2 separate regions of the Mus musculus genome follow, and region 2 is linked to region 1. Evidence: chromatin loops called from intact Hi-C (ENCODE). Cell type or tissue: heart. All regions are shown on one strand. Each heading gives the region's core, and the rest is flanking DNA. Links, peaks and the distances in the headings are about the cores only.

What was found. Peaks named below come from ENCODE experiments on the same cell type or tissue, not always from the same donor. Only the 100,000 strongest peaks of a DNase experiment are listed, where the experiment ranks them.
Region 2: a loop joins it to region 1, with 3 times the contacts of the local background. A loop is called at or near these places in 3 of 42 quality-filtered maps.

The regions. Positions count from the first base shown.
Region 1 is chr15:81,864,740-81,880,765 of GRCm38, forward strand. Phf5a (PHD finger protein 5A) reads right to left here and starts at 7,153. Exons shown (of 4, transcript NM_026737.3): 1 at 7,074-7,153; 2 at 6,427-6,450; 3 at 5,593-5,759; 4 at 1-1,153. The coding sequence starts at 7,125. The coding sequence ends at 1,064. Aco2 (aconitase 2, mitochondrial) reads left to right here and starts at 7,724. Exons shown (of 18, transcript NM_080633.2): 1 at 7,724-7,809. The coding sequence starts at 7,774. In heart, for the core only: a CTCF peak has its summit at 9,973 (motif pointing right); DNase peaks (open chromatin) are centred at 7,182 and 7,682; H3K4me3 peaks cover 3,367 bases; H3K27ac peaks cover 2,365 bases.
Region 2 is chr15:81,916,963-81,932,988 of GRCm38, forward strand. It overlaps Polr3h (polymerase (RNA) III (DNA directed) polypeptide H), which reads right to left and starts at 9,251. Exons shown (of 6, transcript NM_030229.4): 1 at 8,824-9,251; 2 at 5,447-5,543; 3 at 1,713-1,799; 4 at 1,306-1,369; 5 at 238-439. The coding sequence starts at 8,934. In heart, for the core only: no CTCF peak of the experiment used is centred there; DNase peaks (open chromatin) are centred at 9,379 and 11,419; H3K4me3 peaks cover 2,358 bases; H3K27ac peaks cover 930 bases.

The DNA.
Region 1 (16,026 bases), core at 2,860-10,859:
ATTCCCAGCACTCACATGGTAGTTCATATCCACCCAGAACTCCAGGGGTGTCTGCTGCCCTTAACTCTAGGTACCAAGCATGCACACATACATACATGCAAACAAAACATTCATACACAAAATCTTACATTTTTTAAAAAAGGAAACATACCCTTCAAATAAATTATATACACTGCAGGAAACAAACCAAAGTTCCTCTAATTAATCAACCTAATTTTATCTTATTTTCCTCACCATTACTGTAGGACATCTCTTTGAAATCGGTATTAGAAAACTCAGGTCTGGTCATTTACATATGAAATGTCAAGACTCTAAAGGCTAAGGCAGGAGGATCACCAATAGTTTTCAGGCCAGCCTGAGCTATTGAGTGAGACAAAAATAAAAATTTGGATATGGAAAAAAAAAAACACCCTAAAACTAAAATGGCCTCATTCACCCTCAGGGTCCTCTGAGTTCTTTCCATGAGAGGGCAAAGCGAGCAACGTCTCCTCCAGTCTGCCCGTCCATCATTAGCCCCACAGCCTCTAGGTTGGTTCTAGTCACCAAAACCTAGATGACTAAAAGTAGACGTTCAAAGTTAACGGGGAAGGTAGCCAACTTTATTAGCGTAATTGAAACTTCCAACTTACAAGGAAAATAACACGAGCCCAGCACCACCTGCAAATTGTCAGGTCACATTACTGTTCAGGTCACACCTGGCCACACTGAGGGTCACAGGACAACCCCATCATAGCTGCTGCAAGACCACACTTCTGCCGGGACAGTTTCATCACCAAGGACACACACCAACTTGTTTTGAGGCTTTTGAGTTGAAAGGATCAATGTGGAGAACAGAGCCTTGCTTTTCCAACTCAAAACAAAAAGGGAACTAGGGACTAAGCGAGCAACGTCTCCTCCAGTCTGCCAGATGCTCCATGGGCACTTGCTAGTGGCAGGGGCCAGGACACTAGCACTAGCAGGCTGCTCTGGTGACACTCAGCTCCGTTCCCTTTAGGCGGTGGTAGTAGGCGTCTATTCTGGCAGCTGCAGCAGTTTGATGGGGGAGGAAGGAGCCACCCACCCATCACCTCTTCTTGAAGCCGTATTTTTTGCGTTCATAGAACAGGTCTGTCTTAGAGCTCCCCAAATTGACAATCTTTGGACAACCATCTCTCTGAAAAACAGAATAGAGTTGTTAAGTCCTTGAAACTGTCTCAAGAGATTTAAAACCTACCCCAGGAGCAGCAGAAACGTAGCTCTTCACCTTATGCCCTTAGCTCCAGAACCAAATGCTTGGCCCCTTGTGTTTAACCCCCAACATCTCCCTCAGCCAAAAAGAAAAAGACCCAATCTCCCTGCCTCTGCCTCCTGAGTGCTGGGATCAAGAGTGTGTCCACAGCCTGGCTCTTTTATAAGTTTTCAAAGACGATCTTTTTAATTAAAAAAAACTTTTACATTTATTTAGAATGGCATATGTATGCCATGGTGTGTGCAAGGAGCTCAGACAGGTGGGTTCTGGGGACCGAACTCAGGGTCAGGTTTAATAGTAAAGGCCTATATTCACCGGGCCATCTTGTTGCCCCTTAAAGACCATTTTATAGCTTTTGGGTTAAAGGTTTATTCAACTTTCCAGCTATCCTAATAAAAATAAACCAGGTAAAAATAGTAGAAATAACAAGACAACAGAGGAAACAGTCTGAGAAATGACAGTGAAGTGATGAGAAGTGAAGTGCGCACACTAAACATGGGAACATCAGGACAAGCATGCTGCCTTCTATCTCATTTAATATTCTATCATCTGCAACTTCAAGTTGACTCTTAGCCAAGTTACTTTACTCCTTAGCCAACCGTTACCATATTCCTTAGGACTTCATTCCTCATGAGAGAAACCCGAGTGCTGAAGTGCTGGCCTCAGGGACAGGTGCTAGTCTAGAGGACCCTGGATGGGTTGTGTAAAATCCTTGGTTCAACCATCGTACTTCAAAATGAGTAAAAATACTTGTAAAACTCTGCAAGTGCTAATTATTTTCTTAGTGTCTGCCTGGGGTTAAGAGCAAACATAAAAATCAGCCCTCTAGTACCAAGGCCTGAGGACACTGCTCTCCTGGTAGACTTTCTGTCTTGTGATACAGTATCAGACTGGTTTTATTTTGTATTTAGTTTTTAAGGACAGGGTTTCTCTGTGTAGCCCTGGCTGCCTTGGAACTCACTCTGTAGACCAGGCTGGCCTCAAACTCCAGAGGTCCGTCTGCCTCTGCCTCGTGAGTGTTGGGATTAAAGGTGTGAGCCACCACTGCCCGGCCACAGACCAGGTTTAAACTGGCAATTCTCCCCCTCAGCATACCAAGTGCTAGAATTACAGGCATGCATCACCATGCCCAACTCTTGAGTCCCGATTATTTTTGAGGTTTTGAAAAACTCAGCTAAGCTTACTGACCTAATTAATTACCTTATAAATTATAAAAGCTGTAGAAGAGGTGAACAATAAGGGGAGTGGCTTCTAGCACAGGAAGATTTCTGCACAGGCAAAAGCCAGGGCACTTCTTCTACACGATCATCTGTCAGTAAGGGTGAGAGGCTGGATCATGTCACAGTACTGCTCTGTGTTCCTTGGAAACTCGTGCCGAGTAATTGTGAGCTTGAGCTCAAGTATCCCCCGAGCCTTCCTGTATGATGCCGAGTAGGTGGAGTGAGGTCTGAAATCATCCTCAGGGGCAGGGATGTAAAGGGATCGGATCACACGATGGACGCAGACAAGTCAGATGGCAATTGCCATTGAGTAATCACTCTCTAGTTCCAAGCTTGAGCCAGACAGACTCTAGCTGTATCTGTGAAAGCTCAACAGAAACCCTTTTGCTTAACAACTGAGTGAATCCTTTCTTTCCATTACACTAAGTACGTCCCAATTCCTAAACAACAAATGTGCAAAGTGGAGAGACGCGTCTCCCAGAACACCTTCTAGGGGCAGTACCAAAAATGGAGTATCATCCTTGTAGTACATAGAAAATGAGACCGTTACCCACATCCAGGAAAAGGAGAGGTAGAGGGCAGAACATGACCAATCTAGTTCTAGTTGTCACAGGTAACTGGAAAGAGGGTTAAGGGCAGGAGAGGGTTCAAGCCAACCCAAGTTATGATTTCAACACTTTCTCCTTTCCCCAAACAATGTGGATTCAACACCATAAACCCGTCTTCAGCCGTTCAGCTGGTCTTACATTCCATCCTGGGTCGGGCTACCCCTCTTGCTTCCTAACACTGACAGGGAAAACCAGCAAACAGGTAAGGGCTTACAGCAGCTTTGGGCTGTCAAGATGGCTCATTGGCCCAAAGCACTTTCCCGTGAGAGAAGAGGAACTCCAGACAAGCTGTCCTCTTGACACCACATGCCCACACACAGGTAAACAGATATAACAAAGAAATTAAACCAGACACTGAAGCCTCGAGACCACCACGGAAGCAAACCACTTCCAACAGGTTTATCCTGTGCTATAAAAGGCTGCAGGGAAGAGAAGCCTGACATTCACCCATGGAGAAAAAGCTCCCAACTGGGAGCCCTAGCTAAATGCCTGGATGTGGCTTCCCAGGCACGTTCTGCTGATGTGGTGGGACCCCGACTTGAGGATGTGTTGCTGTCTGTCTCCTGCTCCCCGTTTCCTCCCTTACTTCCCTTTATTACATCGTCATTCACAACCCAGAGTGCAGCTACCGCAGATCATCCGCCTCCGCACCATACAGAGCTCCGGGACTGGCGGTGAGTAGCATCTGCATGCAGAGTGTGCTAATTCTCTAACACGAGCACACACCAAGGCCTCAAGAAAGGACCACATGGTGTAATGTGGACACATGGTTTAGTCAGACAGCCTGGGACAGGTTAGAAAAACGATAACCTCTACTTACACTGTGTGAGGGATGAGGAAGCGATTACACCTACAAACCTACACACACATGGGAATATTTAGAGCTATGTTCTGCCCTTTTTTTTGAGACAGGGTTTCTCTGTAGCCCTTGCTGTCCTGGAATTTGCTCTGTACATTAGTCTGACTTTGAAGTCATAGGATTTGCCTGCCTCTGCCTCTCAGGTACCGGAATTAAAGGTGTGCGCCACCATGCTCAGCTGTCTCCTCCTTGCTTAGGTTCTCCAGCATCTTCAATTAGTCCAGCCAGACTATATTCTACTTAGTTTTACTCAAGCAATAGACGTTTCCTTTCTGCACCAGTCAAGAAACAAAAACATAAGACCAGCAACCAATTTGCAACATGATACCATTCTTCTTACTTAAAGCTGGTATCAACTATAACTATCCCTAACTCATGTGACCACCAGATCTACCTAAACTGTCTTTAATCACAGTGGATTTAAGAGAACCAAGTTGGGCAAGTAATCCTATTATCTAAGAGGCTGGCTGAGGCAGGAGGACTGCTTTGAGTTTCAGGCTACCCTGGACTACATAATGAGCACTAGACCAGCCAGGGCCAACATAGCAAGGCTACCTCAGTAGCTGCCACATCCTACATCCCTGCCCAGAGAACCACTATGTGGGTACAAATCTGTAACCTCTGCACTCAGGAAGCTGAAGCAGGAGGACCTTTGGTTCCAGGCCATTTTGAGACACACTGGCACCTATGTCTGTGAGAAAAAGAGGAAGACAGATACAGGCAGAGCCACTGAGTGTCTTCTACACAGCACCGACGTACTCATTAGCACACAAACAGAGGATCTTACATGTGGCTAAGAATAAAAATGAACGCCTTTAATCCCAGCACTCGGGAGGCAGAGGCAGGCGGATTTCTGAGTTCGAGGCCAGCCTGGTCTACACAGAGAAACTCTGTCTCAAAAAAACCAAAACCAAAACAACAACAAAACAAAACAAAACAAAACAAACAAAAAAAGGAATAAAAATGAGCTGCCCTGGCTAACTTTATGTCAGCCTGACACAAACTAGGGTCATTTTAAAAGATGAAAGCTCAATTGAGAAAGGCCCACTAGTTCGACCAGTGGTGCACTTTCTTGATTAATGGCAGACATGGGAGAGCCCAGCCCAGTGTGGGTAGCACTACTCATGGGCTGGTGGAACTGGAGGCAGTAAGAAAGCAGGCTGAGCAAACTGGAGGGGAAAGAGCAGTGATCGATCCTCCGTGGCTCCCGCATCGACAAACTGTTACCTGGAGGTGTGGAAGAAAACCTTTTCTTTCTTTAAAGCTGCTTTTAATCTTGTTGTATCATTGAGAAGAAACCTAACTAAGACAGCAGGTAAACACACTTGACAAGCCTAACATTTGCACTCAACCGCCAGGACCAGAGTCTACAGGGAGAACTGCCTTCAGCAGGTTGTCCACACACCCATTCGCAGGAGACAGCAAGGTACATGGAGAAGTTCTCCTAACTGCTGATACCAATGAAGACTTGCTTCTCTTCCATTCTGCCCTGATACAGAGTAACTGCTCTTTATTAGACCACACCCAGTTTGGCTCACAGGCTTGAAGAAATTACCTAGATAACTAGCTGAACACTGCAATCTCCACAGCCCAGATCAGAAGAGGTGGCCATGGATGGCAAAATGGTTCAAAGTAAAAGGAAGAGAAGAGCGGGTAGGAAGCTCAGCCTACACTCACATCCTTCTCCTGAATGGTGCACTCTTTACAGTAGTAGGCATCGGAGACTCCGGGGCCGCCACAGATTACACACCGGCCCTGGTAAGATCCATAGTTACACTCATCACATATGCGGACCAGGGTGCAGGGACGCACGTAGGAATCACAGATCACACACTTGCCGTCACCTGTAGAGAGAGGAGAACTGAGTTATAGCCAATAGCGATTACTCCCCTAAGATCTCTCCTCTGCCCTATGCGGGAAATCACTAGTCTCCTTCTGACAGTGACCTTAGGACCTTCTTCTACCTTGACAGCATAAGCCTTATCCTGTACCCGTCTCAGTTTAGTAGTTCATGGAAAGAGTTTGTATTAGTGTCTGGGAGCTTTTAAGTCTATGTAGTTACTGTCAACAAATTGACAAATGTCATTGGGCTGGGAAGGTCCCCACTACTCTTGACAAATCTTACTGTCCAAAAGTAGACATTTTTTTTCAAAACCTAAATATGAAGTATTAAAAATTGCATGCTTAAGTGGGAGGATGGTGGGGCAGTCTTTGGTGGCAGCCAGGTATTTAGTATCCTCTGCAGGCTGGTTTATCTATTTAAGACTTCTTTACTAGCCAGGCAGTGTTGGCATACGTCTTTAGTCCCAGCACTTGGGAAGAAGAGACAGGCGGATTTCTGAGTTCCAGCCTGGTCTACAGAGTGAGTTCCTGGACAGCCAGGGCTATACAGAGAAACCCTGTCTTAAAACACCCCCCCCCCCAAAAAAAGACTTCTTTGCTGTTCCACTGGAATTGACGACTCTTCAAAGAGTAAAGGTGTCAAGGCCTGAGAGGGCGTGTTCGGCTTACATTTTTCACACAGTCTTCCGATAGCTGCAAGGTCAAAGATAGTAAAACATCGTTAAAATTAAGGTTGTGAGGTAGCAAGCAAAGTTTTTCGTCAAACTGAGTATAGAGGATGGCGAAGGTAGCAATGATTACAGTCAACCGTACAGGATCGTGGTCACATTCTCCTTTCCTCCCTCTCCACTGTCCCCCACCCCCTACTTTTTTGTGATAGAATCCCACTGTGTAGCTTGAGTTAGCTTTTAAGCTCTAGCCAGGCTCGAACTCGCAGCAATCTTCCAGCCTTCTGCCTCCCAGGTGCTGGGATTACAGACAAGAGTTCCCGGCCCACGACCCTAAATTTTGCTTTACACCAAAGGCCATGTCAAAAATAAAAAAAATGTCTGGAACCCCCCAAAATTCAAAGTATTCTAGACCGGCTTCTCCAGACCTGGCACAGAGGATCCCGCCAGCCTTAGACTCCCGGATGCGCGCTGCTGCCCTCTTCTAAGATGCCACAAGCCGGTGAGCGCTGCTAGAATACCCAGGCACCGTAAGGCGCGAAACGTGGACACGGCAAACCAGAGCCCTAAAGAGGAGGCTGAAGTCCCTAGTCCCCCACTTTCTAATCCCATCCCACTCAACCAAAAGGGAGCACGTCCCCAACTCACCCACACCAGCCTGCTTGCGGCAGAAAATCAAATCTGGATGATGTTTAGCCATAACTCTTTTTCCAAGCCGGCGGCCGGAAGCTTAGGGAACTTCCGCCCGACCTTTAACCTACGGCGTGCTTACTTCCGTTCCTCCGTGATTGGCCATTAAGCTGTCCGTCAGCCTTTAGCCTCGGGGGGTGGGGGGGGGCACCAAAACCGGCTAGATCTCGCGAGAGTTTCCTCGCTAGGTCCTTGCAGGTGCACCAAAGGTTTTTGAATAAAATTCTCTTTACTTCCAGATTTGAACTCATAAACTGAAGTTTGTTCTTGGGTAAAAATTCTACATATGTTGCATTCTGTGTTGGGGATTGACGCCAGGGCTTCTTGCATGCTTCCGCCAAGTATGTTGATTTGGGGATATTCTCTTTCCTGGATGACCTTGAACTCCTGCCTCCCCTCCAGCTTCCACACCCAAGGGCAAAGGTGACAAGGTTGCGCCGAACGCCGAGTTGGCAGTTTCCCCGCATCTTTGCTTTCCACGCCGGGTTTCCGTCATGTAAGCCCCGCCCACTGTGCTATCTGCACTCTTGGCTGCGGGAGGAGGCCCCACCCTCGCGGTTGACTCGTCTCTCTGTAAGCCCCGCCCCCTTCGATGCTTTTTTAAGGGCGCCATTTGTCACGTCACTTTCATGCGACCTCATCTTTGTCAGTGCACAAAATGGCGCCTTACAGCCTCCTGGTCACCCGGCTGCAGGTAAGCGAGCCCAGAGACGTGGGTTTACGGGGGCGGGGAGCCTCCTGCCTTGCCCGCGGCTGTAGGCGAGGCCAGGCGAGGCGGGCTCGATTCGCGGCTGACGTTCCGTGCACCTGTCGCGGTTGCAGGCCCAGCGCCCTTGTGGGTTCCTGCGTTGTCCTAGGTCAAGGCGTCCCTGGCACAGGCTGTTCGCAGTTCCCATCCCCGCCCGCCGGCAAGCTTGGGTTTAAGCAGCGGCAGCCTGGTCCAGGGTGGAGGCACTCCTTTTTTTCTGAGGGTGGAATCCATGCTCCCCCAGGGTGGTTTTCTGTTCCTCAAGGTGATGACAAGGTGATTGGGGGGCGCGGTGGTTGTGGGTTCCTCTAAAGCCGGGTGCTTGAAGCCTTCACTTCCCACCAGTAGCAGAGACTCGTCGCCTCATTTATCCGTGGTTGCCGGGCATGGAGTTTGCAGAAGCTATATCCACTACTACCCTTTGAGGAGACTCGGGGTCATAGACACAAGAAGGACTATTCTGGGCCCCACCATAATAAATAGTCACGATAAGAGTGCTTTCTCACCTTTGCAGCAGATGTCAAGGCTGTTTACTAATGTTACAGATGTTTTATCTGACGACATAGATGTGAGATAATTTTTCCCCCAACTTGGTAGGTGGAAAAACTGGAAGATATAGACAAAGTAGTGGCTTTCATGGTGTCACTAAAGGATCATAGCCTGAGCAGTGACCCTGCAGACCCTCTCTTCTTGTTGTTCATGGCAGCTAATATCACAGAACTTTCTGAATCAGGGTGTGATCGTTTGTATTTGTCAGAATACAGAATCAAATATTTTGAAGTCACCGATAGTTGCTTTCCAGATACTAGGTGGAAAGATGAGAAGAGTGAACAGTTTGACCTTGACTGTTATGAGACGTCTAGAAAATTGACTATGCCTGTCAGATGGTTTCCCACTACTAACCTTACAGCCCTAGAAACGTATAATGTTTACTGTAAAGAATGTATTTTGTTCATAAAAAGAAATCCATAAAATAACTGTAGACATTTTCTGGCAACCTTTCATGATTACTTTTGTGAATTTGTTTTGGATCAACTTGGAACATAGAATTAATAATTTTTAAAAATTATGTGCCTTACTCCCAGGAGGCATTATCATTTGAAGTTTTCTTTATCAAATTACTTAAAATCAAACTGCAAAATCAAACTCATTTATCTGAACAAATCATTTAACTTTTGGCCAATGAAAGGGATTTGCAGCTAAATTATCTCTGGTTCTTTTGATTCTTTAGACAGTACGATGAGTTCTGTCCTGACCCCACTGTCCTATGATTTAGTGGAGTCAGGCAAAGACTATTTAATAGGATACATGACCTTTGAGTTTGTAAGAAAAGAATTATGTCACATTTGGACCTTAGAAAGTGAGTGTTAGAATGGTGTAGAAAGAGATCTGGGCTATAGTTCGTGTCCTTCCATGATCCATGACCTTGTACCCATAACTTTCTAAGTTCTTTTTCTATCAGTTGTGGATTGTTTTCATTAAACAAGGCTTATTGAGCATTTAATTATGAGGAATTAGAATGTGTTTACAATGATGTAGTTTAACTTCTTTTAAATGTGGAGAATCTAAGACCTTGAGAGCTTGGATGACTGCTGTAGTCAGGATTAAAATCAGAGTCTCCTCATGTGTTCATTCAGCTAAGGTGAGTGAGTAGTACTCTGATCCTTTCAATGTACCGGTGCATCCAAATCCACCCTGTCTCAGGCAATGTCTGCTGACTCTGTACTCTGAGAACATCTTTCATTTACCTCTTCTGTGCTGCGTGCATCTCAGAAGCTGTATTTACTACTTAATAGCTCTGTCTGATCAATCTCTAGCATGCACTAATTACTTCATAAACATTTGTGGCTTTTTCTTTTCTTTTTCTTGTTTTGTTTTTGTTTTTGAGACTGGTCTTACTGTGTAGCTTATGCCAGCCTTGTCTTTTTGATTCTCCTGCCTCAGCTGCCTGAGTGCTTTGAGATCAGGCATGTGCAACCATAGCCAGTAGAAAAACTGGTAAGAAGACAACCCCTGTTTTGTTTTCATTTTCAGTGTATGTAAAGTTTTATTATTTTATGTGTATGGGTGTTTTACCTGCATGTACATATGTGTACCGTGTCCATGCATGCAGTGTTCACAGAAGCCAGAAGAGGGAATCAGACCCCTTGAAACTGGAGTTACAGATGGTAGTGAGCCCCCATGTGAGTGCTGGGAGTCCTCTGGAAGAATAGCCAGTGGACCTGGGTCCTCAGGAAGAGTAGCAGTGATCTTAACCACTGAGTCACGGCTCTAGCATCCAGTCCCTGTGCTTATGGAGTGTATACATATTCTAATGAGCCCTTAGAGATCTTCCTGGGCTTGATTATTTATTCACCTTCTTTTGGCTGGACCAAATGTGATGGAGGTTACAGAACAGCTGATATCAGTCCAATAGCATTTACCTTACATGAACTAGTAATTGCTCATGTCTCTGGGATGAGGCAGACCTATGAGCAACAGTGTTTCAGGTGAAGAAACAGAGGCAATAAAGCTTAAAGCTTAACAGCATGAACTCATACATTAGAATGCCTGGGTTTAAATCCTGGCTTTAGTGCTAAGTAACTGTGATAGTCAGTAAATTACTCCCATGTCTCTTTACCTGTTTCTTCAGTACCCTAATACATTTTTTTTAATCAAGTAATAATTGCAAAGTATATAAAACCCTACCTGACACCAATAAAAGTCCTATATACTCCTTTAAGGGATTTTATCATTACTTTTTGATAAATGTGTTGTGATTTGGATCTACACATTTCTGATTCCAAATCTGGAGGGCAGCAACTTGCAGTGTATTGCTCTTTGGCAGTGAGACTCAGCCTCGGACCATAACTTAGAACATCCTACTGTTTTTGACAGTACTTGTCACCAGGTGGAGAGATTAGCAACAAAACAAAGAAAATAGAGAATGAGATTGTTAAAAAAAAAGCCATATTCTTTTGTTTTAATGCTTATCTTGGTGCATTTGACATAGGTAAATAAAAGGTTTTTGGCTTTGCTATGTTGCACTGAGATTTGGGTTCTAGTATGACCTTGGAGAAATCATGCAACTTCTTGCAAGTAATTCTAGAATAGTAGTTAACTGCGAAGAAGTCTGACGTCTGTGGCAGAAGTTTTCTGCATAATTTCATGTTAAAAAACCCAAAACCACAAAACCTCTTTCTTTGAATTTTAATCACTGTGATGATTTCCTGGGACCAACTGCTGCTTTAACTGGAAAAAGTTTGTAAACTCATTAGTCGACCAACTTTAGATCTTAGACTTAGGTAACCAGCATTCTGTGTTGAGGACTAGCAGAACATGGCATTGCTGTCTGAACCAACTGCTCCTGAGATGTTTACTATGCCTGCTGCCTAGCACTGGTCAAGGCTTTGGGAGTGTCAAGTAAACAAGCTTAGGAAAGCCAAGCTGGGTGCAGTGCGCTTGCCTGTAGCCTCAGCGCTTTTGAGACTAAGGGAAGAGAGGAGACAGAAAATTACCAATTAGGCAAATAAAAGATGTGGTTATGCCTGGTGGTGGCATAATACTATTTTTATTTTACTTGCATGTGTGGTTTGTCTCTCTGTCTGTCCATATGCATACAGTGCCCATGGAGGCTGAAACTGCATCAGGTCTCTTGCAACTGGAGTTGCAGACAGTTGTGAACTGTTGGGAATTGAACCCAAGTCGTCTGGAAGAGCAGTTGATGCTCTTAACTACTGAGCCATCTCTCCAGCCCCAGCACTAGACCATTTTAAATCATGGAATAACATTACTGATTTATGCTTGAGGAGAATAATGAGTTGCTGTGTAGGTGCTGGGCCATCAGAGGTCAAAGAGTGCTTGCTTGCCTCCTTTTGGATCTCAGAGAAACCTGGGATCTCTGAGACTAAAGTGCTAGTAGTGGAGGAGGATACCCTAACAAAGAAGATAGAAAAAAATTGTGAAGTTTCTTTCCTTTTTTTCTTTTTTGTTTGTTTGTTGTTTCTTCTTCTTCTTCTTTCTTCTTTCTTCTTTCTTCTTTCTTCTTTCTTCTTCTTTCTTCTTTCTTCTTCTTCTTCTTCTTCTTTCTTCTTCTTCTTCCTTCTTTTTCCTTCTTCTTCCTTCTCCTCCTCCTCCTCCTTCTCCTCTTTTTCTTCTTCTTCTTCTTCTTCTTCTTCTTCTTCTTCCTCTTCTTCTTCTTCTTCTTCTTCTTCTTCTTTTTTTTTTTTTTTTTTTAAGACAGGGTTTCTCTGTGTAGCCCTGGCTGTCCTGGAACTCACTCTGTAGACTACCAGGCTGGCTTTGAACTCAAATCTGCCTGCCTCTGCCTCCCAAGTGCTGGGATGAAAGGTGTGCGCCACCACTGACTGGCTTCTTTTTTTGTTGTTGTTTTTTAACACACATTTATTCTGTTGAGGGAGGAGGTTATGTCCCTGTTACAGTGAGTGTTCATGTTAGAGGACAGCTTTGGGAGTCAGTTCTCCTATCATGGGTTCCGGAGATTGAACTCAGGTCAGTAGGCTTGGCAGCAAATACCTTTCCCTCCTGAGCCATCTTGTCAATCCCAATTTTTTAGAATGTTATGAGTAGTCCCTTCCCAACATTGAGACTGGGCACAGAATTCTATAGGGTGTCCCACAGTGCACCTGTAGAAGCTTCATTGGAGCTCCTGGAGGGCATGGAGAATAGATTTCTTAGTCATTTTACAAAGTTTAGTCCAAGCAAGAGGTGACCAGTTTTAGAATCAGGACTGGAATGATGGAACCAAAGCAGTTAAGATTTCCAGGTTCCTCATCTGCAAAATGAGCATATGACTTTCTGTCTCACTGGACAGTCATGTGATTGTGTGTGTCAAGTACTCAGGACCATCAGGTGTGGGGTAAGGCATAGAGAGGATGTGTTAGTTTCTGTCTCAAGCCACCACACACACCCTCCCCATCCCCAGCCAACGGAGCCTCTATTGTTCGTCAATCTTAGCTCCTTCATTTAAAAGATAGAGTCTACTGCTGGTACGATGGTTTACTGGGTATGGACTTGTCACCAACAGGATAGGAGAAGAGAAGAGTATCCTGTAAGTTATCCTCTGACCTCCATATGTACACATGCATGCATACACAGTACATAAATGGAATTATAGGCATTTACTTCCACCTAGGTTGTTTGTTTGTTTGTTTTAAGATTTATTTGGGCTGGAGAGATGGTTCAGTGGTTAAGAGCACTGACTGCTCTTCCAGAGGTCCTGAGTTCAAATCTCACCAACCACATGGTGACACACAGCCATCTATAATGGGATCTGATGCCTTCTTCTGATGTGTCTGAAGACAGCTGCAGTGTACTCAAATGTGTAAAATAAGTAAATAAATAAATATTAAAAAAAAACATTTATTTTCAGTTTTTCCAGACAGGGCTTCTCTGTGTAGCTCTGGCTATCCTGAAACTCACAGAGACCCACCTGCCTCTGCTTCCTGAGTGCTGGGATTATTGCTGTCTTGCCACCACCACTGCCCAGTTTATTTGTTTTAGTATATGTATGAATGTTTTGTCTGTATGTATGTATGTATGTATGTACACCATGTGCATACATGTCTAGCACCCAAGGAGGTTAGAATGTGTTGGGTTCCTTGGGTCTGGAGTTACATATGGTTGCAAGGCACCGTATCAAATCTGGGCATTCTGCAAGAGCAACACGTGCTCTTAACCACCCCGAGCCAATTCCAGCTCACACTCAGCTGCTTTTTTACATGGGTTGTGTGAATGTGATCAGGTCCTTATGGACCGGGTCTTTTTCTTTCTTTCTTTATTTCTTTTTTTTTTTTTTCCTCCTTTTTCTTTTTTGGCTTTCTGAGACAGGGTTTCTCTGTATCTGTATTGCCCTGGATGTCCTAAAACTCACCCTGTAGACCAGGCTGACTTCTAACTCAGAGATCTGCCTGTCTCTGCCTCTTCTAAGTGCTAGGATTAAAGGCATATGCCACCTCCCAGCTCCCACCCCCCACCCCCCCTTTCTTTTTTTCCGAGACAGGATTTCTCTGTGTAGCCCTGGCTGTCCTGGAACTCACTCTATAGACCAAGCTGGCCTCGAACTCAGAAATCTGTCTGCCTCTGCCTCCCAAGTGCTGGGATTAAAGGCATGTGCCACCACCGCCTGGCCCCCACCCCCTTTTTGAGACAGGGTCTCACTCACTATAGAACCTTGGCTGCCTAGAACTCACAATGTAGACCAGACAGGCTTCAAAATCAGACCTGCCTTTCTCTGTCTTCCAAATACTGAGATTAAAGGTGTGAGTCACCGTGCCCAGCCTGTTGGTATTTATAAATAATCCCTTGTGATATCATTGAATTCACCAATGGAGCTGACTTCAAATGAGGGTCAAAGCCCTCTCTTGCTATGAGAGAGCCATAATTTAAATACTATATAATACATGGCTGAAGTAATATTTAGATGCTGGCCCTCAATACAGACTCAGCCCTCTGGTTTGATACCCAGATGTGGTAATGAATATTTAGTCTACTTACTGCTGTTGTAGATGTTGGAGCTGTGAGCTCAGGCCTGGGGGAACTGGAATCATATCAGTTGTCACATACTGACTTCAGGTTCTTTTACTTGTCACAGACCTAGGACATTTTTTTTTCAAAAGTCTGTTTGTTTTTTGAGACAGGGTTTCTTTGTGTAGCCTTGGCTGTCCTGGACCTAGCTCTATAGACCAGGCTGGCCTCAAATTCAGAGATCTGTCTGTCCTAGGTGGTCTTTTACCAGGGTTGACCTACTTGTCCTTCACAGTAACCCTAAAATGTCAGCATTCCCAGCCTGCTTTTGTAATGATAAAATTGAGGCCCATAGATGTTGACTAATTCATCTTAGGTCTTAGGTAACACACTATACAGCCAGATGTTGGTTGCAGAGATGCATTGGACCATAGTACTTGGGCTTTTGACCACTCAGCCAACCTGTTTCCCCAGAGCCCTCCCCTGGGATAGGGTGTAGAAGCCAGATCTCTGGAGAGTAGGCTGGATATGGGGTGAACAGTTCAGTTGACCCCCACTGGTTTCAGTGTATGTCTCTTGAGGCTGTGATTGCCTTCTGCCCCAGATACCAGTGAGGTAGAGGTGTGGGTTTCACATGGCAGCTTTGTTCTTGCCTGGGCTCAAAGGGTGCCTGAGGAGCTTTGGTGAATGCCCTTCTCGGTGTGCTGCTGCAGAACTGGCTGCCAATCTGCCGGCTAGAGCAGGGCTTAGGATTTATATGCAGCTTGCAATCTCTGCTACTGGAGGAAAGAGAATTAGAGGGATGAGTGAATCCATCAGCCTGTTTATTAAAGGAACCCCTGCTGCCTTTGCTAGACATTTAGAGGCTGTGACTTGGGGGTGGGGGAGGGAGCATGGCTCTTCACTGTACTTATCCTTGTTTCTGGAAAGGATAGCACCACTTTTGTTCTTGCTAGTTGCATAGCAACCAAGCTAGCTGGTTGCATGCTGGCTAGAGGGAATTGTGTAGCTTTAGATGCTTAGGCGAGGTGCCAAGCGTTGCCTATCACTGGAGGTGGGAAAATGTTGTTAGAAGCTGCAGTGGAGGTGTGGGAAGATGCTTCCACTCCACAAAGTGTTGATTGACAGGCATTCCTGGGTTGCCCATCTAGAAGAGCAGCTCAGTAGGTTTCCCTGCCAGGAAGGGCTGAGCAGTTAGTTGCTGAGAACAGTGGGCCTTGGAACTGTGGAGGCGATGGCCAAGAATAACAAGGATCTGACCCTATCTGTATTCATACTTCCTCCTAGTAGAGTACAGCTAGCCCAGGAGGAGTTCTCCAGCTCTTTTTCCTAGTCCCCACTGACAGCTTTGTGTTGTCACTCTGGGCCTTTCTCTACATTTTAGAACTGTGTGTTCTTTCCAACCCTCACAGTCTTTACTCTTTTGCCTTTATGTTATAGAAGAGGAAATTAAGGCTCAAGAGAGGTTAGGAATCCTGCAGTCTCACAGCCCAGGAGGCTGAGATTCTAAGGGAGAGGATCCAGATCTAGAAGGATGCTATTTCTGCACCTGGTTCTTATATTGGGCTATCTACAGTGGCACACTGACAGTTGGGTGACCCTGCCTGACTCAGGAGCCCAGTCTCTGAACAGCTCAGCCACCTGCAGCTTCGTGGCTTTCTGAGGTCAAGGACCCGCGGACATGGTGGCTCACTAACA
Region 2 (16,026 bases), core at 5,202-13,201, 55 kb after region 1:
GCCTGAGAAACACTTGGAGCCCTGCTCCAGCCTCAGCTTTGATCTCTCTAGCCTTAAAGATCATGATACCCAAAATTTCACCTTGCCTGCCCATCATCTACAGCAACCTTGTCACCTCATGGTCCCAGCCCTCAAAAGCAGACTAGTGTGACTGGCAGATGACATTCACAAGAGACCTGACCTGCTAAAAGGGTTCTAGGAATGAAACCTCAAAAAAGCAGTCTCCTGTCAGCTTACCACAAGTGTATATGGTGCTTCCTTCTTGGGCAGCTCCTCGCTTGAAGAGGCAGCCTCGGCGGAACTGGGTCCTGTGGGGGATGTGTCCACAAAGCTCTCATCCACCACCCTGAAGCGGATCTCCTCCCCAGTGTCCATGTACAGGTCATGCGCTCCTTCCTCCGTCTCGTACTCCCACACCCACACTTGCTCCGCTTCATCACTGGGGTCCAGCGTCAAGGCCACAATCGTGTCATGGGAGTACATGAGGCTGAGGGGTCTCTGAAGCACTTACCCAAGTTAAAACCAACCCTAGGTTGAGACTCTGTGCTAGGAAATGCAGTGAACGCTGCTTCTGCCCCTTGGAGAGGAGCCAGTTTGTACCAGGACCCAAGATGAGAATGACAGTCCCGCATCTAGAAGTGAGAATTGTCTGGGTGCCCTGCACTTCTGTTAGTCCTAATCTAACTAATCTAACAGGCAGGCAGATCGTGGGCTTGCCCTGGTCTCAAGATGAGAGGCAGGTTTGACTGCCGCCTGCCTGAGGAGGAGGAGAGACAACAGAGCAGGGCCACAGTCTCTGCAGGCCTGGGTGAGAGGAGAGGCTGAGCACCTGCCCTACTCCTCCCCATACCCTACAGAGCCATGCTGCCCTCTAGTGGCACACTGCATTCTCCATGTCTGCCGAGAACCATGAGTGCAGTTGTCACATACCACCTGAGCCCCTCCTGGGACCAGTGACATTCCCATTAAAACAGTCCCAGAACTGGGGTGAAAACAAACAGCTCTGTACTCTACCCCACATGCTGGGAAATGGAGGCAACCAGCCAGGGTGAAGCTGCTGGGGACATCTGAACCGACTCCTGCAGAGACAGCCTGAGTAAAGTGACTAGGGGTGACAAGAGCCCCAAAGATATGTACAGCTCTATTACCCAGCCTGTCAGACATGGGCATGTGGATACCATGGTCAGAACTGGAAGCAGAGGTGGCCTGGGGTTTCACACCAGCACCACCAGCAGTGGCAGATCACAGAGCTGCCAGGGTCACCACAGGCTGTCCACTTGCCTCAAATCATACTTGAGAGGATACAACTTGGCAGGCTGCTGCAGTGACTCAGGGGGGATGAGAATGTCATCAAAGAACCCTAAAGAGACTGGAAGAAATGATGACATGAGATGGGGTCTCTTTCCTGTGTGGCCCAGGTGTCCCCTCCTCCCTCAAAGTCGCAATTCTGTATCTATACTACCCACATGTGCTGAGCAGCCCCGGGCAGCTCCCAGTCCTGAGCTCCAGCCTTCCCAGCTCACTGCATATAGAGACCACAGGGACTAGAGCCTGTCACCTCCACCAGCTCAGCACCTATCTCAGCCCCTAAGCTGTGGCCTTACTCCATCCTTGAGAACATGAGGGGATGAGGCACCCCTCGTCTGGCGCTACAACATCTACTGCCCACCCCACTGTGCTCCAGCCTTACCCCAGGGGTCAGGGCACCTTACCGTGCACACCCTCTGGGCTGCAGCCTTTGATCTTCCCAATGAGGATCTCATCCAGGAAGGGGTGAAACACCACGTAGCGGAAATGGACTAGAGAAGAAGGCCACACGGTTAAGAGTCACGCCAGGTCTCCAAGAAGGCCGCAGAGCCTAGAGCTGCTCATATTCGCCAATGCCCACCTCACTTAGCCAGCACTTCACCTCGTGCTGAGTCTTCTTTCAGGCCTAGACCTGTCTGTCCACTAAGGCATGCAAGGTCACAGCTTGGTCCCCATAAGGAACCATCAGCAGCTGCTGCCCTGGAACTGAGGCTGGCTTCCAAATGCATCTTAGCCATACCTGAGCCTCAATCTGGGCCATCAGCCACTCCAAAGTCAATTCCAAACAACCTTCAGGCTGTCCTTCGCATTCCAAGAGGATAAAAAGGAAGTTCCTGTCTCCTGAGGCCTGAGCAAGCTGACCCTCAGCACAGAGCTGACCTGGGTTAGGATACTAAAAATGCCGAGGCTGCCTGCCTCGGCTGTGGTGAGGGCGACACATAGGTGACTTCATGGGTTCCTGCTCACTTGAACCCAAGGAAAATGCCAGCTGAAGCTGTGCCAACAGCAGAGGCCACACCTCACTGGCCCTCTCACCCAGGAAGATGCTCTCTGCCAGCAGACTGCCCATATGAGCCTCCTGTGACAGACACCGTATTCTACCACACAGAGGAAGAGGAGGCAGCTCAGGGGCTGTGTCCTGTTCCAACCACACAGTTCTGCCCACTCAGCCATGGATAGACTCTAAGGCAGCGGTGCTCAGCCTTCCTAATACAGTTCCTCATGCTGTGGTGACCCCAACCATAAAATCATTTCACTGCTACTTCATAACTGTAATTTTGCTCTGTTATGAATCCTAATGCAAGTATCTGATATTCAACCCACAAAGAGTTGTGACCACAAGCTGAGAATCGCAGACAAGGCCACCATGCTGAACGCACCTTCCTCAGACAGACCCACTACCAGCACTGGCTTCTACCAGGACTCCTTCAGTTGCCTAGCCTGCCAGCACCCATCTTAGGACATCAGGGCCTACCATGCCTGGCTCTGTCCAACTGCACTCTACCTTCGGTGAGGTGACAACCTGAACATGACCGAGGCTTCTGCTAAGTCTCGCCATGGGTGACTTACGCACAGGATGGAACACCGTGCCCTCCCTCCATAAGACCTAGCATTCAGCTCAAAGCTCCTGCCAGGCCCAAGCCCTGCTTAGCTGGGCATGTGCTGGGACAGCACAGCATTGAACCCAGGGCCCACAGCCTGACCACCATGTCTGAAAGCAAGCGGTGAGCACCTCAGGGTACACACAGTAGAACAACAGTCAGCCTCGAAAAGGAAGGCTGGGCCGGGCAGTGGTGGCGCACCCCTTTAATCCCAGCACTTGGGATGCAGAGGCAGGCAGGTTTCTGAGTTCAAGGCCAGCCTGGTCTACAGAGTGAGTTCCAGGACAGCCAGGGCTACACAGAGAAACCCTGTCTTTAAAAAAAAAAAAAAAAAAAAAAAGTAAAAAAAAAAGAAAAAACAAACAAATAAATAGATCAATAAATAAATAAATATTAAAAAAAAAAAGGAAGGCTGGAGCTGGGTATGATGGCGCATGCCTTTAATCCCAGAACCCTGGAATTAGAGCTCTGTGAGGTCGAAGCCAGCCTGGTGTACATAGTGGGTTACAGGACAGCCAGAGCTACACAGAGAAACCCTGTCTTAAAACAATAAAAGACTAGAGATGTGGCATGAGGCTCTTGAGTTTCCATCCCCAGGACTGTACTTCATTGCCCCCAGACTGCCCAGGGCATGTTTCATTGGCTTTTAGTTACCAGGCATAAAGCAAACAGATCCCAGGATGGGTGCTCCCCAACCCTTGGGGTGTGCTGTTTCTGTGAAAAGGACAAATTCCTGATTCCACTCACATGCGGCACTGGTCTGGTGAGCCAGAAAGCAGAAGAGGGCCAGCAAAAATGCTCAGGAATAAAGAGGCTTGCCCCAAGTCTGACCCTGAGTTTCTGAGGTTCCTGCAGTGCTCCATGGCCCTCCAAGGATTGTAGAGCCCGAGTGGCGCTCGCATGGTGTGATACAGTGTGCTTAGCTGCCCAGGCCCCATCCTAGGCTCAGAGCCAGAGTCAAACATGGGTCTTGTACTTGACATTTCCCACCAGGAGACAAGAAATGTAGGGGGAGCAGGGTGTTTGGGGCGATCCAATCCAATCCTGGAGAGCAAGTGCCAAACATTGCCAGTGTGAGGGCAGCACTGTTTCTGGCCTTCCTCAGGTTGGATACCTTCTAGCCCTTGCCTCTGGACAACAGGCTCTTGGCTTAGCTCACAGCGTTCTCTGAAAACAGAAGCCTTGCCCTTGGCCAAGTGCAGAGCCCAGCGTGGCTTGGCACTCCTCTCTGAGAACAGGGCTCCTCAGAGCGTTCTCCACTCTGGGCTCCCTTTTCTCCTCACGAGAATGCCTAGTCCACACAAAGACAGCCTGTTTCCTGGGGCTCAATTGATGAGTCGCAGAGTGCCCGCACAGACCCCATGCTATCTCCAAACACCCCAGGACACTCACCCACCTATCTCTGGGCTATGAAGATGGCCAACACAAAGACAAGGCTCACTGTGGCTTTTCTGTCTGTCACTTTGCTGGGCAGGCTGCGGATCTACACTGCTGTCCAGTGCCAGGAGAGAAAGCTACAGAGACGCCCTGGCCACAAGCTCCGCCCACCACTCCTGCAGGTTCTGCCCAGCAGATGCACGGACCTTTCGGTTTTACTGCATTTTCCCTCAACAAGGGGCAGAGTCTCATTCTCTAGCCCTTAGTTTTAGCCATGTGGCATCTTCTGGCCAATGGCATCCAGGTATGCTGAAGACATACTTAGGCACAGAACTTCAGACCAGCCCTGGCTAACTGCCCAGAGGACCACCACCCAAGCAGCCCACAGAACTAACAGAGACAAGGATCCCCACACTCCCTCAGTGCCAAGGCCCAGCTTGAGCTCAACTGTATTAATTCCTTAGTCCTCCAGGAAGCCCTCAAGTATAGACTCCACTGTCACTGTTGGATGGCTCAGGCTGGCCTGGGCTCCTGATGCTCCTATTCCTATATCCCAAGTGTTGGGATTACAGTCCTGCATCAGCATTCCTGCTCAGAGGCCTCACGCGTGCATTTGCGCAGGCCCTCGCACACATACATACCATAATACAGAGATCAGCGGGCACGGCTGCGCACTCAGTTCTCCAGATTGTGTAACAGGCACATTAGTTACCCCTGAGCCACTTGCTGGCCCCAAAGGACACTTTTAATCGCTGTGTCCTACCTCCCCTTTAGGTCCGTAGACCCAACTGGCCTGCTCTCCCCTGCTCTCTGCTCTCCAGGCACTAACAGCCGCAGCTTAGGGCCCTTGCCTAGCGGGCCATCTCACCACCAAGCAATGAGCAGTATGGGGGTGGCAGGTAGCAGGGGCACTAACTAGATCGAGCCCTAGGGACACACAGGCTGAACCACAATCTCAAACTGGTGGCTTTTACCTGTAGTCATCCACACTGATGTCTCACAGGTAAAGAAACTCAGGCCCAGAGAGGGCACGAGTGCCCAGTCACTGAAGTCAATTCCTTGAAGAGTTAGGACTGGGGCCCAGGTCTCCCACCACCTCAAGACGAATGGCAGCTTCATCTTTTGTTACAGAGAAACGAACCCCAAGAGAAAGCACTCACCTTTGGTGTGGGATGCTCCATCCCCTGGGAACACATAGGCGTCCTCCAGCTTGGTGATATCAAACAGACAGATGCAGAGTCCCACGTTGTATACGACCTGTGCACACATGCATGCAGTCACCCCAGGGCCCGGCTCCTCCGAAACCCTCAGGGTCACAAGCAAGCTCTGCGCATCCCTCTCACTAATGGACATAAGCTGAGACTGCAGGAGGTGACTGTGGCAGGGACCTCAGGATGCAGAACTCTGGAAAGAGCAGGGCCTGAGTGACAAGCCAGCTCTGCCTCCTCCCTGCGGGACCAGCAAGGACACTACTCTGCCTCTCAGCCTCAACTTTCCACGTTCAAATCTGAGACAGCAGCTAGAGCGTTAAGTGGATAGGATGGACATGAAGTTGACCGGTGGCCGGGTCAGACCACAATGACCAAGTTTACTGTCCCTGCTTAAGTTACACCTCCCAGGGGACTGGAGAGATGGCTCAGCGGTTAAGAGCACTGACTGCTCTTCCAAAGGTCCTGAGTTCAATTCCCAGCAACCACATGGTGGCTCACAACCATCCGTAATGAAATCTGATGCCCTCTTCTGGGATGTCTGATGACAGCTACAGTGTACTTACATATAATAAATAAATAAATAAATAAATAAATCTTTCTTTAAAAAAAGTTACACTTCCCAGTGTCCCAAAGTCTGATGACAGCTACAGTGTACTTACATATAATAAATAAATAAATAAATAAATCTTTCTTTAAAAAAAGTTACACATCCCAGTGTCCCAAAGTCTGTGCCCCAGATCACAGCCAGGAAGTGTTGAGAACTCCATCACTCTCACACCGCCTCAGACACACAGACAGGGATATGTGGCCAAAGCACTTCCGCAGACCAGAAGCCCACACAGCTTGGTGTTAACACACCCTGGTGTTCTAAATGACTTGGCTCAGTGTCTACATGTCTACCACCAATATTACCCCTAGCCACAGCCCTCACAAGAGCTGCTCAGGGACTAGAGCACTTCAGAGCTGGGGCAGAGCTCCCAGCAGTCGTCATCTGTGGAGGTTTCTCTCTCAGGATCCAGTGAACTGACCTCACCCGGGCATGGTGATCTCTGCCTGTAATCCCTGCAGCTGAGAGGGGGAGGCAGGGGTATCCGAAGTCCAAAGCCATCTTTGGTTACACAGTGGATGTAAAGTGAATTCAAGTCCCATGAGATGTGGGGAGATGGTATTGGCAAAATGGTTCAGCAGTCAAGGTAGATCCCAGGACCCCTTTCTCCTTATGAGCTGTGCCGTGGCCTATTCATGTGTGCTGTGGTATATACACCCACATTCAAAATAAATCCATGTAATGAAAGAAAGAAAAAAAGAAAGACAAGACAGACAGACAGACACAGACAGACAGACCTGGATGTCATGGCTGACTAAGTGTGACCTCCACAGGCCCATAAATGTGAATGCTTAAGTCATCGGAGAGGGACACAACTTGAGAAAGATTAGAAAGAAGGTATGGCCTTCTTGTGTCAGTGGGAGTGGGCTTTAAGGTTTCACAGACCCACAGCAGGCGAGCGTTACTCCCTTGGCAGTGGAGGACATAGCTCTCAGATCCTACTCCAACACCACGTGTGCCAGCACGCTTCCACCACAATGCTGAAGGACAACCTCCGCAACAGTAAGCCCCCAGTAAAATGCTTTCTCTTGTCACCTTGCTCATGGTATTTCCTCACAGCACTAGTGCAGCAACTAAGACTGGGTGTGACACGCACCTTCAATCCTAGCACCTGGGTGGCAGAGGCAGATGGTTCTCTGGGATTGGAAGGGCAACGTAGACTATAGCAAGTTCCAGGCCAGCCAAGGCTACATAGTGAGATTGTCTCAAAAAAAATTAAAGGATTGTCAGTGAGCTCTCTCCTCCTCCATGTGACAAGCCTCAGATCTGTGTGTGTACCTTCTCCTAGGGCCTCAGTCTCCTATAAGGGACTACCTGTCTCCTGTAAAAGCCAAACTCGCTCTTTCTTTCTGGCTCTCTGAAGATCACATCCTACCGACCCGTAAAGAACAGCTTGGACTATAAGGCCCTCCAGGGCTCTGTGGTCTGGCTTCCGTCTACATTTCCGTTCCAGCTACACCAGCATTCTGTGCCTCTCCTGCCTCAGGACCTTTGCACATGCTAAATGCACTGCCTCCACAGCTCTACACCCAACCTACTCCAACCATCGAAACAGAGTCTCTCTACTTTGCTACATCCATTCCAGTAGTGACCCGCTTGACAGGCCCAAAAGCCTGGACACAGTCCCAAAGTGAAAAGTTCACAGAAAGGCCTGTCCGAGGCATTACTTGGTGTCTTCCCACCATCAGCTCTCAGAGCAATGGCTGTTTCCTCAGAAGTCACCCATCTCTTTCATCCCGGGTGACACTCCCCTGTTCCCCACTCTGTGAATGCCTGTCCTTCATGGCATTTACCCCAGCTCATTACAACAAGACATTCTCAAGCCAACTTCTTCTCACTAGGCTACAAGGGCAGAGCCTGTGTCTCCCATTGGAGAGAGTGAAAGTCCGAGAAGGCCCCTGTAGTCATAGAAAGGGAAACACAGTAACCAAATGAATACAAGAAAGGGGCTACTGAGCTGGCTCAGCCGGTACAGCTGCCTCCCTCTAAAGCTGAAAGCTGAGTTCAATTCTAGAGACCCGCACGCTTATCCTCTCACCTCTACTCTCACACTGTGGGCAACACAGATAACACAAACCGAGGCCCAGAGAGGGTGACTTGGCCAAGACAACACAGTAATTGAACGAGGAAACAGGCATATTCCAGTTTCTGTTTTACAAACCCATTTTGTACACACGCTCTCTCCGTTTTGTTTTCTGGCAATCCTGAGAACCGAACCAGTGACTCCGCGAATGTCAAGCAAATTCAAGCACTGTTCAGCATCCTGATGCTTTTTGTTTCTTTTGAGGCAGGGTTTCTCCGTTGTAGCCTTGGCTGTTCTAGCACTCCCTCTGTAGACCAGGCTGGCCTCGAATTCACAGAAATCCGCCTGCTTCTGCCTCCTGAGTTATGGGATTAAAGGCATGCGCTACCGCCAGCAGCTTCGGTGCTTTTAATTTGTCTGAGTCAAGGGCTAACTATATTGCCCACGCTGGCCTCGAACACAGGATCGTCAAAAAGCCTCAATAGCCAAGAAGCTCGGATTACGGGTGTGCACTACCTCGCCCGGCCCATTTACTCCCTTGTGTACACGTTGTCACCCAAGTCTGGTTTATAAGGATGCGAAGGAAAAAAACCCCGACATGAAGTTAAGTGTGCAAGGCCAAGGGTGAACCAGGCGATAGCCAGACTAGCAGTGGGACCGGTAGGGACACTGCCGGGCAGCCCGAGGGCCCAGTACCTTGTTGGCCAATTTCTTGTTCAGCTCCTCAGCAATGGAATCGTTGAGTTTCCGCTCAAACTGCCACGGGGGTATGCGCACGGTGTCCACCATCTCCACCAGCACGAACATCCTGCGCTAGGGCTCTGGAGACCGGAGAGGCTGCCAAGCACGGGGGCCTGCGAGCTGTGATGGGGTGGGGGGGACCCGAGCCTCCTCCGTCCCTTCTCAGCCTCTGACAAGCCAAACCTGCAGCCGAGCTGCGCGGGAGGGCCTGGGCTCCAATTCTGGAAGCTACGCTCGTCTCCCGGAGGAAACTGAGGCCCGCTCCCGCCAGCCTTGGAGGAGCGCCGGCTCCCCGTCCCCGGATGCCACCCTGGCCTCGTTCCGTCCGCACCACGCGCGGGAGCCACGCGCGTCCAGCAACGCTGCGCTTGCCAAACCAAATCAACTCAGCTTCCGGAAAACTGACCAATAAGAAGCATCTGCCCGCCCCTGCGGGTCGCAGAGCTTCGCGAGGCTCCCGTGAGGGGCGGGGCCGGAAGGTGGGCGGGGCCGCCAGCACTCTCCCGCAAGTGAGAGAAGAGGGGCGGGGTAGAGTGCCGAAAGGGCGGGGCCCCATCCTGAAGCAAGCCAACCCCGGGCCCCTGAGAGAGTCTGGTTGCTAGGCGACAAGTCTGCACTTCAAGCCTGATTGTCTTTCTTTTGCACAACAGCCAGATAGACCCTTTGAAAATACAAATTTAACACGTTCAAAATAGTCTTTACTCCAGACAAAGTACCCAAGAGAGTGGGCAGAAAAGGGTCGCCGGGCCTTCCTGGATGATGTCATTTTAAGTGGTGCATTTGATGGATATGCTCACCAAAGCTCAGCACACAAAGCTTAAACAGCTGAAACAGACTCACGCTTGTAATACCAGCGCAAGAGAGGGTGAGGCTGGACAATCACTGCAAGTTCAAGACCAGCCTGAGTTACCAAATGAGATCCTGTGGCCGGGCAGTGCTGGCGCACGCCTTTAATCCCAGCATTTGGGAGGCAGAGGCAGGCGAATTTCTGAATTCGAGGCCAGCTTGGTCTACAGAGTGAGTTCCAGGACAGCCAGGGCTACACAGAAAAACTCTGTCTCGAAAAACCAAAAAGAAACAAAAAACAAAAAACACAGATCAGCTACATAGTGAATTCAAGTCTAGCCTGAGGTACAAAAGACTTTTTGTTTGTTTGAGACTCTTTCTAAAAAGAAAAAGGGGGGTGCCTAACAATGATGGTGACACACGTCTTTAATCCTAGCACTTGGGAGGCAGAGGCAAACGGATCTCAGAGTTTGAGGCCAGCCCAGTCTACAGAGCAAGTTTCTGGACAACCAGGACTGAACAGAATAATCCTGTCTCAAAAAAACAAAATAGAAAAATTTTCTTGCTGCACACTTTTAATCCCAGCAGTTGGGAGGGGCAGAGACTGTCAAATTTCTGAGAGTTAAGACAAACCTGGTCTACCAAGAGAGTACAAGATAGTCAAGGCTATACAGAACACACTCCCTCCCCCACCCAAAAAAAAAATGAGGAGAAAAAAAATAAGGCATTTTGGGCTGGGCGTTGATGGCACACACCTTTCATCCAAACAATTAGAATGCAGAGGCAGGAGGATCTCTCTGAATTCGAATTTGAGGCCAGCCTGGTCTACAAAGCAAGCTGCAGGACAGACAGGGCTACACAGAGAAACCCAGTCTCATAACACATGTAAGACAACAGTGTGCCTTTCTAGAAACAAAGTATTTCAGGGAATTGACAGGAGAGGTAAGAATTGATTAGCAATGATCTTCATAATATCAGTAAGTAACTTGTTTTACATTTCTATGTATATGAAGTGTTTTGCCTGCATCTGTGTGTGTGTGTGTGTGTGTGTGTGTGTGAGAGAGAGAGAGAGAGAGAGAGAGAGAGAGAGAGAGAGAATCAGAAGAGAACCTCTGATCCCCAGGACCATTGAATTGTGAGCCACCATGTGGGTGTTGGGAATGGAATCCTGGAAATGACACACAGTGACACATCAGCTGGGTGAACGGTTATTATGTGGCCTTCTGGAAAGGAGGAGGTACAGGCTGGCAGCAGGAGGCAGCAACGCTGGTCAGTGTGAGGAGGTCCTAGGCGCTGAGAAGCTGGACAGCTTAGGCTCAGAGACAGAAACAGCCAAACCACAGCCTGAGGGCTTAGATATTAACTGCATGGGAAGCTGGAGAGGGGCCAGGCCAGTGGACTGTGGAACCTAGGGTTTCAGAATTCAGTCCAGTGCTCTTTTGTGGTATTCAGCTCAACAATTTGTTAGCACGAAGTTTTGGTTTATGGTTTATGTGATGAAAGGAAAAAAAGAAAGAAAGAAAGAAAGAAAGAAAGAAAGAAAGAAAGAAAGAAAGAAAGAAAGAAAGAAAGAAAGAGAGAGAGAGTCCGGTCCCTTTACTAATTCTGTGCCTTGCTCCATGGTTGGTGGGGTGGTTTACAAAAAACACAAGCAACTCAAACTCTAGCTCCTCTGCAGCAGCGGACCATTGTGTGGGTTCTCTCTACAACATCCGGACCGAGATCAGTGGCTGGCGGATGGCCAGGGCTTAAAAATATGGCTTATTTGAATGAACAAAAGGGCAACGGAATTGTGGTCACTGAGTGAAAGACTGAGGGAGGAGACGAGCTGGGGCTCTTCGGGGTGTGGAGCGGGTCAGGTCGGCGGTGCAGGGCATGAAACTCCCACGCCACAGCCTAGGAATTGGGCCCTGGTGACCATGGCAATCAAGTTTTTGGTGCCACACACTGCCCTACAGAGAAGGACTAATGCCAGAAGTGGTTTCAAAGGAAACTGCAGGTTGAGGCTCTGGAGAGAGTGAGGCAAGACTGTCAAAAGTTCAAGGCCACAGGTCAGACTGGGTTACACCAGACCCAGTTTAAAGAAGGAAAATATTACTAGGGAAAAGACAAGATATATAATATACCTTTTAACAGAAGCATGTAAAGGCACAGACAGGAATGATGGATGCTATGAAATGACATTCAAGGGCTGGAGAGATGGCTCAGCGATTAAGAGCACTGACTGCTCTTTCAAAGGTCCTGAGTTCAAATCCCAGCAACCACATGGTGGCTCACAACCATCTGTACAGTTGCAGTATACTCATATACATAAAATAAATAAATCTTTTTTTTGAAAAAAAAATGACATTCAAGATTTATTGTTAACTCTAAAAGTGCAGGGACAACAGTGGGGCAGCCTGCAGTCTCCGCCACCCTGGGGCCTGATTTAGGAGGAAGGCTGGTAAGCAGGAGTTCGAGGCCAGTCGAGGCAATACAGGCAATCAGGGCTTTTTGAAAAGAAAAGGAAAGGCTGGGCATACTGCCGACAGCTTTATTCCCAGCACTTGGGAGGCAGAGACAAGTGGATCTCTAAGAGTTTTCGGACAGCCTGGTCTACAGAGTGAGTTCCAGGAGAGGTAGTGCTACAAAGAGAGATCCTGTTTCAAAGACCAAAAATATGCCAAATAGGAAGTGGTGTTGCCCGTTTTTAATGCCAGCACTTACAACTTGAAAGCTTGAGGATCATGGGTTCAAAGCCACTGCCTACTATCCAAATAATAAAAACAAATAAAAAAGCAATTAAGGTTTTGTTTTCTTTCCTTTTCTTTCTCATACCTTTCTTTTTGGGGGGGAGGGAGTTCAAGACAGGGTTTCTCTGTGTAGCCCTGGCTATCCTGGAACTCACTTTGTAGACCAGGCTGGCCTCGAACTCAGAAATCTGCCTGCCTCTGCCTCCCGAGTCCTGAGATTAAAGGCGTGTGCCACCTCGCCCTGCTTCTTTCTCATATCTTAACGAAAAAAAAAGAAAAAGAAAAAGAAAAAAAAATCAGGGGCTGGAGAGATGGCTCAGTGGTTAAGAGCACTGACTTCTCTTCCAGAGGTCCTGAGTTCAATTTCCAGCAACCACATAGTGGCTCACAACCATCTGTAATAGGATCCAATGCCCTCTTCTGGAGTGTCTGAAGACAGCAACAGTGTATTCATATACATAAAATAAATAAATCTTAAAAAAATAATCTGCCCTTGGCCTCTTACAGCAGGTGTTCTGGTTTTCGACTCCCTCTACCTGCAGAACTGCCTGAACCTGTCAATCGCCTTGCTGTTTCCAATTTCTTTCTTCTCTGCTTTCTTTCTTTTTAGATAGGTTTTATATAGTTCAAGCTGGCTTTGAACTCACTATGAACCTGAGGGTCTGAGGTTGGCCTTGAACTCCTGACCCTCCTATGTCCACTTCCCAAGTGCTGGGATTAGAAGCGTACACCATCGAATCCACATTAAGGATCCTCACTCTGGGGTCAGGTGTGCTTTCACGGTCTTGTGATCTCATCTCTCAGGAGGCAGAGGCTGGAGAGAGTGAGTGTGGGGCCAACCTGAGCTACAACAGTGAGACCCTCAAAGAAAGAAATGAAGAAAATTTCACTCTTGTGCTGGGATGAGGAGGCCCTTGGTTGGGCACATGCTGGCCATGTTTGAGGCCCTGTGTTCCAACCCAGTGTTAATCCCAAAGATTCAAGGAGAAAGACCCTGACCCAGATCATCGGGGCCAAATTAATTAGAGCAAACGATTAATTAAAGCCAACTTTCTTATTCTTGTACACATACACAGGGGGCCTCTCCGTAAGGTGGGGGTTCAAAAAGTCAGCCCTGGACATGGGAAAGATAAGGGCTCTTATAGCTCAGAGGTAGGGGGTTTCCAAAGAGGGGATTTAGCGGGCAAATAGGTGGGGTTACAGGAGCAGAACGTAAGAAGGTCGCCATAACAAGAAGTTATAACCTTTTGAAACCAAGGTAGGGTAGCAAGATAACCATATCAATATTTCCAAACAAAGACATGGAATGGGGGGGGGACAGGGACTGGGGGAGAAGAGGGAGAGGTAACGGCAGTTGGGATATAAAATAAATACATTTAAAGAAACAAAGACATGGCTGCTGTTTCCCTGGCATAGGCAGTGTGGAACCATTTACAGTTGAGGTTATAGTCGGGACATGGCCTGATCCTTGAGAAACAGAAGGTTAAGCGTGAACAGGCAAGAGCCTAGCTTGTCTATACATTAAGATGTCTTACAAGCCCAAGATGGAGGCTGATTCATCCCCAGCACAAGTAATAAAATAAACTTGCATCTTCCTGTCTGGACCCTGAAGCACAGCGTCTCTCTTGGGGAGGACCCAGGCCCTCCCCTTTTACAACACAAGCCACCCGCCCTCCTTTCCCCTCTTCCTGCTTACTAGTCCTCTGAAACCTTCATTGCCTTCTAACATACTGCACGTAGTTATTACGTTGTTTTATTGCCTTCTCCACAGAAGTTCCTGCTTTGTTCTGGATCCTCCAGCCCCTAGAAAAGAGCCAGACTAGGAGTTTGTAGATATCCTGAGGACCTGAGTTTGACCCCCAGGACCCACATCCTGGAGAACTAGATGGGCTGTGGCGGCAAATACCTTTAATCCCAGCACTTTGGAGGTAGAGGCAGAGGCAGAGGCAGAGGCAGAGGCAGAGGCAGAGGCAGAGGCAGAGGCAGAGGCAGAGGCAGAGGCAGAGGCAGAGGCAGAGGCAGAGGCAGAGGCAGAGGCAGAGGCAGAGGCAGAGGCAGAGGCAGAGGCAGGAGGATCTTTGAGTTAGAGAACAGCCTGGTCTACAGAGTGAGTTCTAGGTCAGCCAGGACTACAGGGAGATACCTGTCTCAAAAAACAAAAGCAAAAATGTTTCCCCCAAAATCTGTCTTGGGTCAGACTGGCCATCTGCCTATGAGAGGGGGGAGAGAGAGAGAGAGAGAGAGAGAGAGAGAGAGAGAGAGAGAGAGCAAACCAAAATAGCCCAGGAAAACATTCTATGCTTTGCTTTTCTTTTAAGATTTATTTATTATTTATATGTAAGTACACTGTACACTTCAGACACACCAGTAGAGGGTGTCAGATGTCATTACGGATGGTTGTGAGCCACCATGTGGTTGCTGGGATTTGAACTCAGGACCTTCGGAAGAACAGTCAGTGCTCTTAACCACTGAGCCATCTCTCCAGCCCCTATATGCTTTTCAAAGAGCTAAAAAATAGTGTATTCCCAACAGGAATGCTGTTGCTTTTCTCGCCTCCTTTCCTTGGTTTTAAGTGATGCTCTAAAACTTCTGCTAAAATAGAAACTTCATCTAAAGACTCTTGTGAGTATTGGGTAAGTTTTCTGCACCTTAAGATTTTTAAATTTAGCCAGGCGATGGCAGAGGCAAGGCCAGCCTGGTCCAGAGAGGGAGTCCCAGGACACTCAAGGCTGCAAGAGAAACCCTGTCCAGGAATACCAAAAAATAAAAATTAGATACCCAACTCTCCAAAACTGCTCTCTACCCTCCTCCCAGATACCATGGTGAGCATGTGGGACATACACATAAATAGATACACATAATTTTTTTAAAAAATGCCTAAAGAGATTGTGTCTGGCAGAATAGTACTTAGTGACAATAGTGATCAGCCGGTGGCAGGGGAGTGGAAAGGGCCATCCTAGTTTACAGGGCAGAAATGTTAGTGCAGGCTGGCGATGTGTCCCATGGCAGCAGAGATGAGTACCCAGGGGATAAGAAGCCATTTCAGATGCACTGTGAGGAAGAACAAGAATATCATGGAGACAGAGCCTGAGCTTTTTATTTTAACCCTCCAAGATAAAGTGTGACTATGTAGCCCAGGCTGCCCTCAAACTCCTGATTTTCCTACTTCCTCCCAAGTGCTAGGATGACAGGCATGCATCATCGTGCCTTTTTGGACCCTGCATTTTAACATCACCTGCAATGGCAGCTACATGACCTTGGGCAAGTCTCTTTCTTTGCTTTCATTTGGGACAGAGACTCACTATGAATTGAAGACAGGCCTGGAGCTCACTTGTGGACAGACCGTTCCGACTTCAAACGCAAGGCAACCCTACTTCACATCCCGTGCGCTGGGATGACACATATGAGCCACTACACCTGGGCAGACAAGGTTCTTAACCTCTCTCGCCTAAACTTAAGGGCGTATAGACACCACTGGGATCTGTGTGCACTGAAGGGTTAAATGGGTTGATGCCACGCTGGGCTGGACAGGGCCTGGCACTGTCTGTCGGTTGGCTATGGTGGATTTCAGGAGCGAGACAGAGGTGTGTCCAGAGGACTTCAATGCTGTTAGGTCCTCCCCTCCCCTCTCTTGGCTGCT